Linked DNA regions of Mus musculus: region 2 is linked to region 1. Evidence: chromatin contacts called from ENCODE Hi-C data. All regions are on one chromosome and are shown on one strand. Each heading gives the region's core, a stretch centred on a gene start or an enhancer-like site at or near the end of the contact. The rest is flanking DNA. Distances are from core to core; before and after follow the strand shown.

Evidence for each region. Hi-C counts contacts between places; a loop is a spot of excess contacts on that map.
Region 2: a map of left cerebral cortex shows a loop between it and region 1 (8-fold over the local background). The contact joins the promoter of Cacfd1 here to the promoter of Rexo4 in region 1. A Hi-C loop is called at or near these places in 10 of 37 maps with a recorded cell type or tissue (CH12.LX, T-helper 17 cell, T-helper 2 cell and 3 more).

The regions. Positions count from the first base shown.
Region 1 is chr2:26,960,294-26,967,441 of GRCm38, forward strand. Rexo4 (REX4, 3'-5' exonuclease) reads right to left here and starts at 4,093. Exons shown (of 8, transcript NM_207234.2): 1 at 3,759-4,093; 2 at 2,090-2,430; 3 at 310-447; 4 at 1-124. The coding sequence starts at 4,025.
Region 2 is chr2:27,007,066-27,014,213 of GRCm38, forward strand. Cacfd1 (calcium channel flower domain containing 1) reads left to right here and starts at 2,861. Exons shown (of 6, transcript NM_029862.4): 1 at 2,861-3,040; 2 at 7,028-7,100. The coding sequence starts at 2,923. It overlaps Adamts13 (a disintegrin-like and metallopeptidase (reprolysin type) with thrombospondin type 1 motif, 13), which reads left to right. Exons shown (of 29, transcript NM_001001322.2): 28 at 1,468-1,652; 29 at 2,191-2,560. The coding sequence ends at 2,382.

The DNA of each region.
Region 1 (7,148 bases), core at 2,843-5,342:
GACGTACTTGTCATAAACACACTTCCCATACTGGTTCACGATCGACACACGGGCTGCGATGCTCTCTTCCCCTTTGGGACCCACGCCTACCATCTCACAATCCAGGGCCAAGGCTTTTGTCAAGCTAGGGGAACCAAAGGCCCCAGTGTAATAGATATCACGGGCTGGGATTCTAGGCCAGTGAGCCAAGCCTCATTCTGCACCCCCATGACTGCTGGGCAGTCATGGCTCAGTGCTTGCTCCTCCTCCCATGATCCCAGCCCCAGAAGGAGTAACATTGCCAGCAGCTATGGCCCGAGCTCAGCTTACCCGCCAAAGGCTTGTTCCTTCTCCAGGGAGATGGTCCTCTTCTTCTGCCCCAGCCTCTTCCGTACCAGCATGGCTGCCTCTGGGCCTATGGCATCCTCAATATCATCTGGATCCACATCATCAAACCAGATGTCTTCCCTATGAGACAAAGATGAGAATGCCTGGCTGTGAAAAGACCCAGGACACAGATGGATGCTTCGCGAAAGGACCTCTGGCAGGATGGCTCCCCCTCTACACTCCACACTCAGTCCAGCTGAATCTGCTCTCACACATTCCTTTATTATTTGTATCCTGTTTTGCCTGCATGCACCCATGCATTATATTTATCACTTGCATGCCTGGCGCCTGATGGCCAGAAGAGGGCATGCATCATCGGATCTCTGGCACTGGAGACTTAACTCAGGTCTCTAGAGGAGCAGCCAGCACTCTTAACCCCTAAGCCACCTTTCCAGCCCTCACTACTGTTCTTTTAATTTGCAAATATATCTATTATCCAAGACTTAGGAGAACTACAGATAAAACAGAATGTGAAACAGAAGCATGTAACCTACTTCAGTATAATGACCAGGCATTTTCCAATTACACAATAGGTTTGCTACTGGTCAAGAAACACAAGCAGAGGAGTGCATGGCAGAAAGGGACCTGTGAGCCAGGCACACGCCTTTAATTCCAGCACTAGGGAGGCAGAGGCAGGCGGATTTCTGAGTTCGAGGCCAGCCTGGTCTACAAAGTGAGTTCCAGGACAGCCAAGGCTACACAGAGAAACCCTGTCTCGAAAACCAAAAAAAATTTAAAAATTTAAAAAAAGACAGGGACCTGTGCCTTGTACCCTGTGCACACTTTGGAAGCATGAGAGAGTTGATACTGGGTGCTTCATGGCTATCTGGTGAATTCCAGACATTCAGTATCTTTACTCAAAAGGTTCAACTGATGGGCCGCATGCTTCCTGCTCATTTGCTTTCTTCACTAGGATACCCTGACACCTCCTGCCACACACACAAATGCTAAAGTAAAATGCCTGTGTGTCTTTCCTGCTTATATCAGCCTTAGGAGGGAGGGGCCTTGTAGTCTCTCCAATCCAGCCTGCTTATATAACTCAGCAGAAGCAGTTAAACTCACGTCCCTTTACCCTTCAGCAGCTGAATCTTGTAGCCTGTCATGGGCTCACTTAGCTTGATCTGACACAACTCTCATAAACACACTTCCCATACCAGTTCCCAAAGAAATGTTCTCCTTCCCCTTTGCCCGCACCCTCCACTGTATAATCCCAGACCAAGGTTTTCTTTAGGTTTAAGGGAAGGCAGGAAAATCCTAGGCAGCAGGAAGCCAACCTGCCTTATAAGCATATCCCATCCAGGCTAGGTGTTATCACAGTGCTCATTAAGCAGGCAAAAGACACTAAGCAACACATAGTGCACTTCAGTCCCCCTAACTGTACAGATGACCACACTGAGGATAAAAGGATGCAAGAAAGCCATCAATTGGCAAAAAGGCAGGACTGGGTTTCACAGGAGTCCTTCTGGGTCCAGCACACACTATGAAAAAGTTTTTGTTGGCTCTTACCTTGTGCCAAGCTCTACACTGGGGCCCAAAGACACAGTATTATCTGTATAATAGGGTCTGCCTTTAGCAGCCCACACTCTAGGAGAAACAAGGGACGAACAAACAAATATCACAGGGTTGGGTAGAAGACTGTACCAGGGCCGAACGGTGGTGGTGAAGACAGTGGATCACCTGTTTCTGTGGATGTTCCAGGCACCACAGCAGAGTTGATACTTACTCAGTGGGCGTGGGCTGATTCAAGATAACAGCTGCCTCCGTAGCTTTCCACTTAGGCTTGAGAGCCCCTTGATGAGAAGAGATGTCACTATATGTCCTCTTCTTGGCTCCTTTCTTCTGCTCTGTTCCAGAGGTATCTGTGGGAGGTACTAGTATCTTCCTGTCCGTAGGTGCAGATGTAACAGAACCCCTAGTGCTCTTGGCCTTTTCTGTCCTCTGCTTGTCTCCCTTTGATTTATCTGAGGCCTTTTTTCTGTTCTGCTGGATTATTTGGGGGTGCATTTTGTCATCCATCTGAGAGACAAGAGGTTTTTCTGCGGCCTGTGACTTTTGTTTCAGTAGCTAATGGAATCAAAATTAAATATAAGCCACATTTATTATTTTGTTAAAAGCCACATTTAATTTTGAACTGACATACCACAGGTTCAAGAAACTTGTGTGTACATCTATTCTATCATCCATGCACTTCCCATCACCACTAATGGTGCTTTTCACTTCTTTATTTGGAGTTTCACTTAGTGACTTCCATGGTCAACACTGTGGGACACAGTGATCACTTCCGTTATCTCTGGAGGCGGCTACAGCTCAGAATCTAAGGAAGACCTGGAGGAAGGGAGTTCAATGGAAAGAAAGAAGTCCTGTGAAACCAGATAGGGCTGATCCATGTAGAGGAGAGGTCCAGGAGACCAATTTCTTCCTTGTGTTCAAATCTCCAGTTAAGACCACAACAAGATGGCAACCAGCTGAGAGATGTTGCAGTGAGTTTCTACTTATTCACTCCCCTAATACTTAAAAGGCCTGAAGGATTTAGATTCTTGTAGAAACCAGAGCCAAATCCAAGTTTCCTTTAGTAAACATGTCCTCCCTGCACACTTTACTTTCTTGGGAGAAAGAACAAGAACCAGCATACACAGCCCTGACTGTCCACAGGGTTTGGCTGCTCCTGGGTGTCCTGTTGGAAGATCCACACTAAGGAACAAGGTGGAGTGTTGTTATGGAGGCCAAGAAATTCCTTATTGTCTTTCTTACTGAGGCTCCATGACATACACTCCTCAAGACTCCCTAGAAGTCGACAGTGAAGGCATATTCAGCACCCCAGTTCTGCTGTTTACACCGTATGTGACCTACTTTCAACTCAAACCCTGTAAGTTATGTGTCACAATTTCCCCGTCTAAGAAACAAGGGCAGTAAAAGCATCTAACTAAGCTGGGCGTGGTGGCGCACGCCTTTAATCCCAGCACTCGGGAGGCAGAGGCAGGCAGATTTCTGAGTTCGAGGCCAGCCTGGTCTACAGAGTGAGTTCCAGGACGGCCAGGGCTACACAGAGAAACCCTGTCTCGAAAAAACAAAAACAACAAAAAAAAGCATCTAACTAGTATGGAAGAATTTATGAATGGGGGTAGGTATAGAGGCTCAGGACTAGGGAGGCTACCTAATGTAGGAGGACAACCACTAGTGTGGGTATACCCTGAGCTACAATAGTTCCAGAACCACTGGGCCAGAGTTCTGGGACATAGTTTAAGACGTTGCCAGGGTGGCAACCTAGATAAGTGATTCATAATTGAGAAAAAGAATTTGAATGAAGCAGAGGGCAACATCCCTTCCTCCTTCGGAGTCTGTGGCTACCTGACAGAAAGTTCGGGATGAAGGTGGCCTGTCGCCGGTCTCACCTCTTGCAACGCCTTCCAATTTTGAGAAAAGTTCTCGGGGGCCTTCGGCGGTCGGCCTGCCACAGCCGCCGGGTGGCTTCCCGGAACCCCACTTCCTGCCAGAGCTTTGCTCTTCCTGAACTTCTTCTTGGCTTTCTTCCTAGCGAGCTTCCTGATAGGCCCAGGTTGGGGCACCGGCGCGGTGGCCTTCGTCTTCATCTCCCCGCTCTCCGCAGTCGGAACCACCAGGGAAGAGACCGCGACTCCAGCAACCGCGCAAGCACACATTTCCCAGGGTGCAAGCGTGCTCCACTGCGCATGCGGGAACCCGGGTTGCTGTTCTCTTCGCGACCTGCTAGAAACCGAGACTGCATCTTTGGTTCCGCACGTATGCGGACTCTGCGACTAGCCCGCTAGTTAGCACTGGGGGCTGACAGCCCTGGCTAGCAGCGCTGCGGTTGGATACCCAGAGTTTGACGGAAGGGAGCCCAGACCTTCACAAAGATCTGGTGTCCCGGAAGGCCGCAAATGAGGAGACTCTGGGACACCGGAAAAGGCTGGGGGACTACTCTCGGTGTGGCACTCACGGGGGTACGGAAGAGGCGGAGGCGGGTCTTGTGTAGGTTGCCCTATGCACAACCACACACTGCGAATACCGAAGCCTTCCCCACGTCTCTGGTTTACTGACTGCAAAGGCACGCCAGCAGTGTCCGATATTAATGATAAAGCAAAATTTAATTGTGACTATATACGTATACATATACATTCTTAATCGCAGTGTTAATGACCAGCAATCTATTCTTGATCCTGATAGTGCAATACAGATGGGGCGGTCACAGTTGAATCGTTTGCCCTCGGGTTTCTCTGACTAGAGATAAGCAGCAAAGCCAACAGACCACGTAAGAAGGTTTGGGAGACTTGGTGGTGGCTGTTAGGAAAAATATCCAATCAGGACACCCCCTCCCCGGCACCCCCCAAGACCAAGTTCTGAGCACAGAGAAGGCTAGGCAGATTCCGCAACACACTTCAAATTGGCAGTTAAAGAGACTAGGCCTAAGGTATGGGCAAGTCCAAGCAACTCGATTACTAGTAGAAAAAAAAAAAAAAAATCCAGGCTCTAGCCTTCGCACCTGTTGGTATTCTGTCTGGACTCCACCCCCACCGAAACCTGGCAACAGCCAGATATGCTCCTCCACACAGTTACCTGGTAGCAGCTAGGTAGGACTGACCCTATAAAAGGGGCTGCTTGCCCCCTCATCCCTCTCTCTTTCTCTCTCACGCTTTTGCCTCTTGGCCCCTTGTTCCCCCCTTTCCCCATTCCCTTACCCCCTCTCTCCATATGCTCATGGCCAGCCTCCAATCCTCTCCTCCCCCTCCCCCTCCCCCTCCCCCTCCCCCTCCCCCTCCCCTCTCTGCCTTTGTCTCTACTACCCTCTTAACTCCCCTCCCCATGCCCCGAATAAACTCTATTCTATACTATACCGTCATGTGGCTGCTCTCTCAGGGGGAAGGGATGCTGAGGCATGGGCCCACTGAGGCACACCCTTCCCCCACACCCTGCCAGAACAGATCTTAGTAGCTCTTTCTCTTTTTATGATCACAACAGCACTCACTCAGATAATGGTTCTGGAATGCCTAGAGATAGAATAAGATAAAGCCCATCTACCCCAGAAATCCAGTGCGCTTTAAATCGAGCCTTCAAGCTCACTTGATGGTCTCTCTATCTTAGCAATGGGAGACCCCAGCATGCTGGACTTCTGCAGAATAAAACACTCTTTGCGGTTACATACTATTTGAGTCCAGGGTGCCAGTTTTGGGGGACCCTTACAAAAAGAGATTTATTTGCCCCAGAGGGTAGGAAATAAGAGACATAGATATGAGAGAGAGAGAGAGAGAGAGAGAGAGAGAGAGAGAGAGAGAGAGAGAGAGAAAACAAAGTAGAGGGAGGAGGCTATTTGCCCTGGGGGGTGGTACCTCTGCCTACTGATGAAACAGGAATGGCACTAGGAAATTGGCAGTTTATGAAGATATAAAGGACGAGGTGTTTAATTTGTTTGTTTGTTTGTTTGTTTGTTTGTTTTTCGAGACAGGGTTTCTCTGTGTAGCCCTGGCTGTCCTGGAACTCACTCTGTAGACCAGGCTGGCCTTGAACTCAGAAATCTGCCTGCGTCTGCCTCCCGAGTGCTGGGATTAAAGGCGTGCGCCACCACCGCCCGGCCGGTGTTTAATTTTTAATTGGACATGTTAATTATGTGAGTCAAAGGGGGCTTTTCCTTGCTAGACCTCAGTGCTTTTATAGCTGGACTTTGGTAGTCAGCCTCAAAAGGAAGAAGAGACCAGATAAGGGAATGCACCTTGGTGGCTAGCCTTAGGAATGTAATCTGATGGTTTTTAGCAAGGCAGAGGGAATGGGGAAAGGGCAAGGCCTGCCAGAACCAGGCTCACCATCTCAAGTTGGCCAGAGTCCCTTTAGTGGTAGTCATGATGCTGGTGGGGTATGTGCCAAACACCCTTGGCACCCCTCTCCCTCTTAAGTTAGAGACCCAGGGAATCCAGATGAGTTCAATGACTAGGAGAGAAATGAAATTTTGTAAATTGCAAATTTAGCATTTGCTTAGTTTTCTGTAGTAGTTTGAGGTCTAGAATCTTCTGTCATGGGACATCAAGGTTGTTTCCAGCTTCTGGCTATCACAGATTTATTTATTTTCATTTTTCTGTTGGTGCTATTGAAAGACTCCAAAAGGAGCTCAGGCCTCAGGACAATAGACAAGAACTCACGACAGACCGAGCTTGTTGCAAACCACATGAGGCTTTATTCAGGGAAAGCCAGAGCTCTGGGGACGACTCATATCCCACGCAGGGGTAGAGGAGTCGACCTCGAGGGGAAAGAGTTCCCAGTTTTTATAGGCCCTCAGGGGGGAAAGGAGAAGGGGGAGATTAGGGGATTTCCAGATCTAAACAATGTCTATTCTCAAGAAATGGGTATGGGAGGGGTACAAGGAAAGAGTCTAATGAAGGTGCAGCAATGGGCACACACCTGGTCAGAACATTGGCAGACACACAGGTTCGAGGAGTGGCCAGAGCATTGTGCACCTCTATTTTTCTAAATCAGTGAAGCTAGTTCTGCTAACACTGACAATCTTGCCAATTTCAGGGCTTCTGTGTCCTTTTACATTCTGCCAGGATCTTTCACTATCAAACCTAAGGCTTCACACATACTACACAAGTACTCTCTCTACATCTATACTTCCAGCCTAGGAACTGGGATTTTAACTCATTTGTTGATTATTCCTGTGGCCTATAATGTCAATATTCATCTTATTTTCTTTTTTAAAAATTTTGTTTGTTTCCAGAGAAATAGCGTGCTTTTTTATTTAATGTATGAGTGCTCTGCTGCATATACATTCACCT
Region 2 (7,148 bases), core at 1,611-4,110, 46 kb after region 1:
CTTTTCCTCAGCCTTCTTCTTGTGACTTGTATGTGTATGCTAGCACCCACAGGGAAGATGCTTACACTATATATTCCCCAGAGAGAGAACATCTCGTGGATTCCTGCTTGTCTTAGTCAGGGTTTCTATTCCTGCACAAACATCATGACCATGAAGCAAATTGGGGAGGAAAAGGTTTATTCAGCTTACACATCCACTTTGCTGTTGATCACCAAAGGATGTCAGGACTGGAACTCAAGCAGGTCAGAAAGCAGGAGCTGATGCAGAGGCCATGGAGGAATGTTCTTTACTGGCTTGCTTCCCCTGGCTTGCTCAGCCTGCTCTCTTATAGAACCCAAGACTACCAGCCCAGAGATGGCACCACCCACAAGGGGCCCTCCCACCTTGATCACTAATTAAGAAAATGCCTTGCAGCGGGATCTCATGGAGGCATTTCCCCAACTGAAGCTCCTTTCTCTGTGATAACTCCAGCTGTGTCAAGTTGACACAAAACCAGCCGTACACTGCTTTACCCAGAATCCAAACAGTATCAGCCCTCTTGATCACCTCAGGGTTTTGATGTAAAAACAAGATGATTGAAGATGTCTTACCTCGACAACTCCAGACATTTTTGCATGGCCCAGGTCTCACGTGAAAAACACTACAACTGGGGTGTTGCCTCTGCAAAGGAGAGGCTTCATGTTATCACCCTTTCCCCTGCCACCTCCAGCCATGAGCTGTGTTGGCAGCAAGGTCCCATCCGGGAGCCCACTGGCTTCCTCCTCCTTCCTTCTCACTTCTCACATGCAGACGATCTGCCTCGAAAGAGAGGCTTAGGTGCAGCGGGGTTCCCACTGATGACGTCACTGGACAGCACAGTCAAACTCAACTTCTTAGCCAGTTCAGCGTTTTAAGTACTGTGTAGCCCAGTTTATTGACTTCTCTTTTAAGGTGCCCAGCCCAAAGCATGCCACTGTTGCCTTCTCCCCACAGAGGGCACCAACACCTCTCAGTCCCTTTAAATATTAGGAATTACGATGTACATGTGTGGGCATGCACATGGCACGATGTGGGTGTGGCGGACAGAGGGCAACTCCACCACGGAGCCAATTTTCTTCTTTTATCTTTACACGGGTTCTTGGGATTGAACTCAGGCAATCAGGCTTGTGTGGCAAGAACCAAAAGCTTTTCCGCCCTCGTCGAAGTTAGGGTGTGTGTTTGTGGGGACGGGGCTGAGGGTCAGTGATAGAGGTTCTTTCCTGCCATGGGGATCCTAGGAATCAGACTTAAGTTGTCTGCCTTGTACAAAACACTTCTGCTGAGCCACCACTGCCTGCCCCTTTCAGATCACTGCCTGAAGCTAGTCTATTAGAAGTGGACAGAGTAAAGGCCCACCAGAGGGACGGGAGAGGCAGTCAGGGAACCCCCTGGTGTCAGTAGTCTCCCTGAGGTGGCCCTCACCCAGCCTATCATTGTTCTTGCCTGCAGAATGTGACAGGCAGCTCTTTGGACCTCGGGGTGAAATTGTGAGTCCCTCACTGAGCCCAGACGGGAGGAAGGCAGGGACCTGCAGGGTCTTCATCAGTGTGGCTCCACAGGCCCGCATTGCCATCCGCGCCCTGGCCAGTGATATGGGCACTGCTTCTGAGGGGACCAATGCCAACTATGTCTCGGTGAGGCCACGAGGATGGGGACAAAAAGGGGGTAATCTTTTGATACGATTCTGGAGAGCTGTCTCTAGGAAGGAGGGAGGGAGTGTTGGCATTAGGGAACACTTTTAGCTTATTTTTCATCCAAAACTTCAAAATTATTGGAAAGAATGGGAAGGAGGGTTTCTGCCACTCACTCACTCACCAGGGAATGCTTGTGGCTCTACCCACAAGAAGGAAGAGAGAAGGCCTTCCCTGGGAGTCCATTGCCTGTTGACCCAGCGTGGAAGCATCGTGTTTGTGTCTGGTGTTTTGTTTGTTTTCAGAAGAGCATAGGTAGGGTTGCGATTCAGTATGCTCTACAAGGCACCAGAGCACCTCAGACTTAGTCTTGAGCAGGATCCTAGCTCTTGTACCTGGTTGTGTGTTCTGGGGAGTTTCTTGGGTAGAACCGAGTGTCCCTCATGTGGGCTCCTTTAAGAAACAAAAATGACTCTGAGTAGCCAGGAGTTTATAAATAATGATCACTCATGGCCTGTTCTGGCTACTTGCTTCTCCACAGATCAGGGACATCCACAGTCTGAGGACCACAACATTTTGGGGGCAGCAGGTGCTCTACTGGGAGTCCGAAGGCAGCGAGGCTGAACTGGAGTTTAGCCCTGGCTTCCTGGAGGCACATGCCAGTCTCCAGGGCGAGTATTGGACCATCTCACCTAGGACATCGGAACAGGACGACAGCCTGGCTCTGTCCTAGGTTTCTCTCCAACAGCCGGGGAGTATGCAACTTTAGCCTCTTTAGAAGTTCTAATGCCTGCTAGCCTTAGGGAACCTCTTTTAGTGACCTTTTCCAGGTGCAGAAGGGCTGGGACTGGGAGGTGGAGATCAGAAAAACAGTCCCAGCCCCCAGTGGTTAATAAAGGATACAGGATACCAGACTGGAGTTTTCCTCCCATAACCTGCCGCCCATTACAAGCCTAGCTCGAAAGCTCATTCTACTGCAAGGCGGAGTTCCTTGGAGGTCTGAACAAGGCCTTTGCCACTTCTGGATGACGTCTTCCAATCTTGCAAAGAGGAAAGGCCAGACCGGATCCAGCGCACCTGCTGGGTGGCAAAGGGCGTCTGACAGTCTGTAAACACGCCCCTTATGCTATACTCCATTTCCTCCCGCCCTCCCCCCGCCCCCCGGCTATGGCCTGCGGGCCCGCCCCTATGCTAATCACCACCTCTCCCACAAGGCCGCGCGCGGGTGGACACGTCTCTTTGTGCGCGCCTGGGGCTGCGCGCAGCGTTTAGCATGAGCGGCTCGGGCGCCGCCGGAGCGGCCGCGGGCCCAGCCCCGCCGGCACAGGAAGAGGGCATGACTTGGTGGTACCGCTGGCTGTGCCGCCTGGCGGGAGTGCTAGGAGCGGTGTGTGAGTATCGGGTCCAGGGAGCGGGCGTCCCCGGGGTTGCCATGGCTCCCGGCCTCAGGCCTGCAGTCCACCGCCGGAACTCGATGGCTTACTGCCCAGTTGTTGCGGCCCTGATCAGAGGAAATGAGACTCACAGAGGACGCGCGTCTGCCCCTTCCCGGCCCTGCCTCGGCCTGGTGATGCTTACCTGGGCTGGGGTGGGACTGCCAAGTTCCCAGCCTTTGGACAAAACTTGTTCATAAATGGGGGGCAGCTCTCCACAGGCTGGGAAGTTTGCTTGGGGGTCAGATGGTGCCAGGAGAAGAGTGGCCCCTCAGGGTGGCTGGGCAGTGATCGGAGTTCTCCTCGGGTTCCTACTGTCCACACTCTCCTAATGCTTCTCGTCGGCCTAGTATCCTCCACACCAGCAAGCTTTCTCTGCTCTTGTAAAGAGGAAGGCAGGTCCGCCTCTTCAGTGCAGCTATGTTGCTGGCCTTCCAAACAGTGTGTTTGCTAAATCCTGGGTGTCCCTTTCATTGTGAATTCCTAGAAGTCCAGGTGAGTGCTGGGAAGGCCCGAGGATCCATTGCCTACCTGGTACCAGAGCAGGAACTGTGTGGGTAGGGGAAGACTCATCCGTTTTCCTGTCTGGAGGAATACCTTGGAGCCCCATCTGTCCAGACGATCTTGCTAGTCAGATGGATAGGGTAGAGTTAGGTATGTGCTGCCCTGGTAAGGCAGCTCTGGAAGAAGTCTGCTGAGGTTGATCAAATCCTCTTCAGTGCAGTTAGCTAGTTCAAGGTGGTATTAAGGGGTGAGGGACAAGGAAGGGCCTGACCATGACCTGTAGGCGGCTATCCTCCCTCCGTCATGGTGATTCAGTCAGTGACCAGGTGATTTCTAGATTAGATTGACTTTGGAAATCCCACCCAGTCCCATACTTCCTGTGGGTACCTGTGCTACTCCCGAAGGCCTCCCTAATCCTCCTGCCGAGCCAAGCTATCAGTGAAACCTTACTGGAGACCTGTGGCCGTAGCTTAAATTGTTCCCTGAACCTGATCATTGGGATCAGGGGGGTGGACATCAAGGTTTTGAATACTGGCATATCATAGGAGGGAAGGATATCGTGTATTTGCTTTAAAAACTCAATAGGGGTTTGGCAGGAGCTATGGCTTAGCCGGTCACTTTGACATAGGGCTATCCTCTCTTGGAATGGAGGATATTCTAAGGGGCTTATTATTTATTGGAGGGATTTATTCTGGTCCCAAAGACCTCTGTAGACAGAGGAAGAAAGGATTATAGGGACATCTCCTTTATATGGAAGACATGAGCATTATTAGCACCCCAAGTGAGTGGATGTATTTGAGTCCTTGGTTGTCAAAGGACTCCTGTTCGTCTGAGTTGCGACCTGGTCCTCCCAAAGGTGGCTCTGTAGGACAGCATGGTGGAGTAGCTCTGTAGATGGAATGCTGAGGACAGGAGTGCAGGCCTTTCAGGTGAGACCAGGCCTAGCTCCACACAGGCAGGGGGCCGACAGTCTTTCACTTCTGTGGCCCTGGAAGCTTTGCTGCGTGAATGAGTGCTGCGTTGAGTTCTTTATTAGAGGAGACTTTGTGACATAGAAGCTGTGCCACTCATTTGGTCCATTCTCCTGCATCAGTTCCCATTTGGATAATGTAACACAGGAAAGTGGAAAATGGTGGAATTCCAGGCCCAGTGGAGGGATCCGGTGACCCAGGCCTGCTGCAAGTTTAATAAGTTGGTGCTAATTGCAGCCTCAGAGGGCCAACACTCTGCCCTCCCTTAGCTTGTGTCCTGCCAGAATGGGCAGCTCTCAGCAATGTCCTCAGAGGCTCCCAGAGTTCCTGGTGAGGGACTTCTTGGTGAAGCCTGGGTGGCTGGGGCAGACTGTAACCTGAAGGTGCAGTCAGAGGGGAGGGGCCTCGCTGGGCTTCCACACTGGAGAAGAGCACACACACTGTCCCCTCTTGGTGTCCTGCTATTCAGGTATTGGGGCACAACCTGCTCATGTGTAGGAGAGAAAAATGAATTAGGAAAGCAACATGTTCAGGGTCACGTGGCTAATGTTTTAGATGGGATTGTCATTTGAATCTTCCCTGGTGTATCATAAGAGGCATCCCTGTCCTGACCCAAATTCAAGATGTGGCCAGACGTAGTGAAACATGCTTGGAAGTCCCCAGGAGGCTGAGAGAGAGAGAGCAAGATAGTTTGAGGTCAGCTTGAGCTATAGAGCAGGACTCTGCCTCAAAGGAAAACCAAACCAAACACCCTCACCAAGCAAGCATAAAGAACAACCCCAAATAAGTCGGAGTGGCCTTTACCAAGTTAGAAGACATTTTTGAGTAGTTTACCTGGTGGCTGCAGACTGATAGGCTAAGATTCCCACTGAAGTCGGAACAGGCCTGACTTTTTAATTTTTTAATTTTTATTTTTTAAAGATTTATTTATTTTATATATGTGAGTACACTGTCTTCAGGCACGCCAGAAGAGGGCATCAGAACCCATCATAGTGGTTGTGAGCCACCATGTGGTTGCTGGGAATTGAACTTAGGACCTCTGGAAGAGCAGTCAGTGCTCTTAAACCTCTGAGCCATCTCTCCAGCCCCCCAGGCCCTACTACTACTTCCTCTTCCTCTTCCTCCTCTTCCTCCTCTTCCTCCTCCTCCTCCTTCTTCTTCTCTCCTTCTTCTTTGAAAAGATATCTCTCTTTATTCAGTTGAGATTGGATACATATTAGTGTATTCAGACTCATTAATGGGCATACAAGAGCTGAAAAACCTGGAAGCCATACTATATCATGGATTTTTTTTTTAAATGTTACAAAAGTCAAAGGATTGGCATATATTCTCAGAAAAAAAAAGGAGTTGACATACTTTTGTGAAAATCAGACTATATATAACGTGTTGTTTTTTGTTTTGTTTTAGTAGACGAAGCTTTAGTAGACTTCTCATTTTATAAGTAACACTAGTCAGCACAGCCCAGCCCAGCAGCAACCAGTGAGAGCCAGGCTTGAGGGCTCAGAACAGTCTACCTACACCAGAGTAGACCAGTTAGAACTCTAGTCTCATCTGGTGGTCTCAATATGAGAGGAAAAAAGACAAAAAACAAAAGAACAAAAAACTATGGAGCTAACAGAAGAAAATCAAAGTTTCTTAAACTAGGTTAGAAATCCGAAAGTATCAAGCCTGAGATTCTCCACCAAAGCCCATCCCACTCTGGAAGCTCTTTTCTATTTTCCCTTAAAAACAAAACAAAATTTCCTAACAAAAGCCAGCTGTCTACATTAAAATTAAGAATGTCTGTTTGGTGAAAACCCCCTAGATACACAAAGTGCTATTTTGAGGGGTTTTGCAGTGGCCAGAACACAAGCAACTCCTCAAGGAAAAGAGACGCACGCAAGAGGAAGCCACCTCCCGAGAAAACAGCCGCTGACAAAGAAAAACCAGAAGGTGGCCGTGCATAAGAAATGGTCTTCAGATAAAGGGATATTAAGATATGTGGTGCTTTATATACATTGACTACCAAAATCAGGATTTACAGCGACAGATGCTGGTAAAGATAAGGAAAGAGAAGCCCCAAGAAAGGCCAGTTTGCGTTCTAAAGAAAACTATGGAGAAACCAGGAAAATGAGCCTGTATAACCCACAGTCCCAGCCTGGACAGGTACACCAAAGAATGACCCACCCCGGCCCAGAGGGGACACATTAAAGATGTTCGCTGTCAGGCCTGACTTCTTGAGAGGGTTTGATAATAACCTGGAACCAAGGGGCAGCTCATCAGAGCCTTAAGCCTTTATATCCTCCAGGTATGAAAGTAGCTAGACTTGAGCTCAAACGTAAACTTACTACTCTCTGCTGTCTCAGGTGATGGTGGTTGCTGAGGGAAGCCCTAGTGCTGAGCGTCTAAAGGGAGCCTCATGTGTTCTCAGTGCCTTCTGCACACTCTGCCATACTCTGCTAACCCCTGCCCATTGTCTCTTGTTTTGAAGCCTGTGCCATCTCTGGACTCTTCAACTGCGTCACTATCCACCCTCTGAACATCGCAGCTGGCGTGTGGATGATGTGAGTAGCTGTGAATGTCCTGCCTGGGTGGGGTTTGAGACATGTGGT